Regions from separate parts of the Mus musculus genome. Here region 2 is linked to region 1. The links are chromatin loops, found by intact Hi-C in ENCODE. Cell type or tissue: left cerebral cortex. All regions are shown on one strand.

Region 1 (2,500 bases):
TCATGCTCTGTCATCAGGTCAGCAAACCCAGGGACAGTCACTATGTAGTGCTTCTGGAATGGCAGTATAGCTAACTCTTCACCAATAAATTCATTGCTTTGGCAGACTGGGCTTGGCTGGAATTGGTTTCTGCCACAGCTGACCTTTTCGAGGTAATGAGATGTTTATTTGCATGTCCCCAGAAGTCAGCAACAGGCACGTCCCATTGATGACATTTTGGACAGCCAGGTAGACAGAATGACTTAGTCAGGTGTTGGCAACCCTGTCAGTCTCTGAGCACATGAATGGAGGGCTGTGATGGTTTAGACAGAAGCTATGCATTCCCTGGACAGCAAGGCTGCCCCGATGACCAGTGAATACACTCAGGACAGTGCCCCCAAGAGACTGGCTGCTGCTCTGCCACAGTGGAAGGTTGATTCTCACGAAGCTGCCCACGTACCCAGTGTGGCTCTCCTCTCTGCAGAGATCCTTGGCTGAGATTCAGGCTGCCAGCCAGATGCTCCTGTCAGCATTTTTCCTCTGAGGTGGCTGCCTGGAGCTAGCCACTGTGTGATGGTGTGGTGTGGTGTGGTGTGGTGTGGTGTGGTGTGGTGTGGTGTGTGTGTGTGTACATGTGTGCATGCATACACGCTGTAGTACCATACATACCATACACCCCAGAGTGTAGAGAAACACCCCTGGACCCAGTCACTCTGGATAGTCACATTGTCCCTCAGATGTGACATTCCATGTCCAGACATTGTACCCCACCATAGGGGCCAGAGTGGCTACTGATAACCACTGCCTAAAAGGAGGGCTTATCATCCAGCCTTCCAGAAGGCCACACTGAGCTATACTTTCCACCAGAGTCAGTTTTGGAAAGAACTACTAGCTGATTCAATAACTTTCCATTATGCCTGTTGAAGGCCAGAGAAGGCTGTACCTGGCAAGGCTCCCGACCTGGGTTTATGCTGAGACCCAAAGACCCTGCTGAATCTAGAAATCTATGGTGAGATCCTCAAACGTACATGTGTGTGTGCGTGTGCGTGTGCGTGTGCGTGTGTGTGTGTGTGTGTGTGTGTGTGCGCGTGTGCGTGTTCCTTAACAGCATGCAAAGAGGGGGTTGGGCCAGAAAGCCAGCATAGGCCCCAGGTTGATGCCCTGGAGACTGTTCGACAGGTAAGGCCCACAAAGAAGGGTGGGCATGACAGGTGTTCTGAAGGAGGACTCGATATGGGCAGCAGTACCCAGATTAGGTGAGGGGGACACAAGACTTCAGGCCACAGGTCAAATGTGAAGCCAAGATTTTCTTCCTATCTTTTGAAGGACCGGTCTGAATATTCTCTCACAAACACGGGTGGGAGGGAAGCACACAGGCTCCAGGTTGCAGCTCTGGGGTGGCGGAGGGGGGGTGACGAGGAGGGGGGGGAGGGGGGAGGGATGTCCCTGTAGTGAAGAACTGGTCCCACCCAGACACAGCAGAGTGTTAGAGTTGGCTTGGCCAGTACTGATCAACAGTGCCACCTGCTGGCCATGTACCCAGACAGGACTGGTGCGTAAGGAAGAGGTGACTCTGGCCTTCCACACAGTCTGCGGGGGGCCAAGGCACAGAAGGAACCTAGGGTCCCCTGCCCCAACCCAGAAGGCTGAGTGCAGGCAGAGGGGTGCCTACATTCAAACCCCACGGTCTATGTTCCTGATCTTCAGCTTGGGAACTCCAGGCCACTGTGGTCAGGGGACCCGGTCTGTTGAATTTGCCTACCAGATGAGGTCCTACTTGAGTCTGTCCACGTTCCCCAATGGACCCTGTCTGCTGCATATATCCCCAGGTTCCTCCCCCAAGAAACATTTATTTACTTAAGGAGGGAAAAGTAGCCGTCATCTCAGGTTGGGAAGAGATACCAGGTCATCGGGGACTCTGGGTTACAAGAGCATGTCCCAGCAGCAGAAATACCTGGTCCAAGGCCACAGCACAAACAGTGCCCCACAGTGGCCAGCGCCCAAACAGCAGCCACCCACACCCTGGTCCTTGATTCCTGCAGCACCATTCATGAGAAGGCTGCCCAGGCAACCCCACCTTTCACTAGGATGTGTACCTCATCAGTGGCCTTGTGGAGACAGTGCCACCAGGGGTCACTAAGCTGTCAGGATGGATGGCTGGATGGCTGTGGCGTCTGCCTTCAGTCACCTGAGAGCTGCCTGTGGTAGGAACACTGGGGAAGCAGCAGGGATCCTGGCCTGCACACACAGGTCTGCTGTCGGCTTGTCAACCCTGGTCAGTGTCCTGACATGAACTCCCCATCCCAGTAGGGTAAGAGCGACATCTAGCTGACAGAGCCACACAGGTGGAACTGAACAGAAGCCAAACTGAGGCAGGCCAGATTCTCCATGTTAGGTTCCAGGCAGGAGCTGACCAGAGGGCCCAGTTGGCATGGTGTCAGTTGTCAGTTGTGTCTGTGAGGTACAGGGGAAAGGGCATAACATCTGTCCACTGCCTTCGCCTGTGCACGCAGGTCGCAGC
Region 2 (2,500 bases), 250 kb before region 1:
GAGCCACGTCAGTCAAGCTCCCCACCTGCCCAGCCCCACAGCCGTCTCTCTTCTGGATCTATCCATACTAAGTGTGTTTTACCCAAATCCATACACCGAAAATATGAGGCTCAAAATAATTACATCAACATGCAGAGGTTTTAAGAGACGACTGAACTCAAGTGAAGCCATAAGGCAGGACCCACGATGGGATTGGTGTCCTTGTAAGAGACACTAAACAGCTATGAGGACACAACGAGAAAGGGCGACAGGACAGGCAGAGCCTTCATCAGTCACCCGAAAGACTAGCATTAGACCTAGGATTGCCAACCTTTAAAGCTATACTAAGAGGAATAAACGTTTAAATTTCTCAATCCACAAAACCCTGTTACCACCCTGATCTGACACACCCATCAAGCTTTTCAATCTCTTAAAACAAAACTGTTTCTCGGATGGCAGCTTGTTTCTCGGATGGCAGCTTGCTCCCCACCGCTGGTCCAAAGCTGACCGCGATCAACTGGAAAAACTAGACAAGCCTTCACTGTCTACTCAGAAAACCAAGACAGCAAGAAATGACAGGGTGTGCAAAAGCCCTGGCCTCCTCTGGTCTGTCTCTGGGAGCCCAGCCACTGCAGGACCCGGGAAAACCTGCTCAGGCAGGACATATTTTACCTAAGTGTGGCAGAGCTGAGGGCCGGAAGAGGAAACAAACCCGAGGTGAAGAAGCCTGGCCAGCTCTCCCGGGGACCTGGTTTCTGTCCACCTGGAGATGCCCCGGAGGAGCCTGCAGGCTCCCGGCTAGCAGTCCACTGTGCCAGAGCCCTGCTGGCATCCTGCCCCCAGTACCACGGCCACCGCAAGATGAGTCTTCCTAGGGCGACAAGACAGACAAGGAGGCCCAGGGACAGCTGCGTCGCACAAGACCAGCGGACCTCCAGCCCCTCCGCTTGGGGAGCACGAAAGCTTGGAGACTGTCCCCACTTCTAAAGAAGCTCTTGACGTCCCAAAGCCAGCGAGGGCGCTTCTGAGCCTCCGGGGTCCTCTCGGGGACTCCCGAGCCCAGGAGCAGAGCCCAGGAGCATCTACACCGTCCTGGGTCAGCCCGACCCGGTGAGCTCCGGATACCCTGGTCTTCGCAGTCCCCACCTGCAGCCCGCGCCCTCCCGCCCGCGCCGTCGAGGCGCGAGGAGCCCCGGCCCGCCCGCCCGCCCGGTCAGGCCACGGCGTACCGAGAGAGGCGGCGGCGCTCCTCAGCCGGCCTCCATGCGCGCGTCGCCGGGCTGACGGGCTGGGCCGGGGCGGGGCGGGGCGGCCGGACGGGCCGGACGGGCCGAGGGTGCGGGCCGCGCAGCATGCCGGGAAACACCTCCCAGGGCCGCGCGCGCGAGGCCCCGCCCCCGCCGGGGTCTAAGCGCAGGGCTCCGCCTCCCGGCCCGACGCCCCCAGGTCCTAGAGCGCAACTCCAGTTCACCGCGGGGTGCTGGGCCCCCCACAGGCGAGTCTGTGTGACGGGGCTGCGTTCTTGAAGCGTCCGTCCGCACCACGGCCTGGAGTCTAGGGAGCCGTCAGCGCACTGGACCGGGACAGAAGCTAGGGATCATACGAGGCGCCCTTCTGGTTTCCTTGGAGAATCGCATGCCAAGTGGAGAGGCTCAAGGGCAGAACTAAAGGGACAAAAGCTGGCCCAGTCAGCCCCAGGCCATCAGGACTTCCTACGTGTTCAGCTGCTTGTGACTGAGAGCCCGGAGACTGCGGAGGTCTCAGGGTGGGCGGGGCCCCAGTGACAGCAAGTGCCCAGTATCTTAACGCAGGCTTCAAACTCACCAGTCTCCTAGGGCACCTTAAAGGGTAGGGCAGGGAGAGAGGCCACTTGGCCCACTCAGGCCAGGTCTCCGGGCTGCAGGTCCTCCTGATCAGGGTTGATGAGTGGATGAGAGGAGCCGGGTGAGCCCATAATGGACACGTCTCCATTTGAGTACCCCAAGATAGGCTCCTGTGAGAGCCAGGCAGTGACGACCTGGAGCAGGCCCTGGCACGGGCCCTCCAAAGGGGAAGTAATCTCTGCCTAGTTCCCAGCTGCCCCATCCAGCCCTTTCAGGTTCCAAAGGGTTACAACTCTGGCCCTGATTTTTGGAGACCCTGCCTTGACATTGTACCTGTGAATGGCCCTCCTGGAAGTCGGCCACTTTGAGGAAGAGAATTCTTCCTGCACCAGGCAGAATTCCCTCCAGCAGTCTGTTACACAAGAGGCCCGCATGGAGACTACTGACAGGTATTTCCTGCCAGCATCTTCTTACAGCTTCCTGGTCTCCCGGAGGGCCTGGCCTCAAGGGGACCTCTGCCTTCTTTGCTCCTTAGTGAAGCACCATTCATCCCCCCCCCCCCTTGTCCACTACTTTGATGTCTGTGTTCTGTGGCCTCTTCAGGCCTCCTCAGCCCCATTCATTCTGCTTAACAGAAGACAGGGGTGGGCTTAGAGCTGAGACTGCCAGGCCCACTCTACCCGTTCACAAAGCACAAT

The links. Hi-C counts contacts between places; a loop is a spot of excess contacts. Peaks named below come from ENCODE experiments on the same cell type or tissue, not always from the same donor. Only the 100,000 strongest peaks of a DNase experiment are listed, where the experiment ranks them.
Region 2: a loop joins it to region 1, with 2.5 times the contacts of the local background. A loop is called at or near these places in 21 of 42 quality-filtered maps.

What each region holds. Positions count from the first base shown.
Region 1 is chr15:88,827,912-88,830,411 of GRCm38, reverse strand. No RefSeq gene overlaps it. Among named protein-coding and RNA genes, the nearest start is that of Gm23144, 6.1 kb to the left of the region's middle. In left cerebral cortex, CTCF peaks have their summits at 382, 1,505 (motif pointing left), 2,040 and 2,262; DNase peaks (open chromatin) are centred at 473, 1,514, 1,929 and 2,276.
Region 2 is chr15:89,074,850-89,077,349 of GRCm38, reverse strand. Trabd (TraB domain containing) reads right to left here and starts at 1,286. Exons shown (of 10, transcript NM_026485.2): 1 at 1,209-1,286. 1810021B22Rik (RIKEN cDNA 1810021B22 gene) reads left to right here and starts at 1,496. Exons shown (of 4, transcript NR_040417.1): 1 at 1,496-1,736. In left cerebral cortex, a CTCF peak has its summit at 1,496; DNase peaks (open chromatin) are centred at 913, 1,430 and 1,701; H3K4me3 peaks cover 2,307 bases; H3K27ac peaks cover 1,860 bases.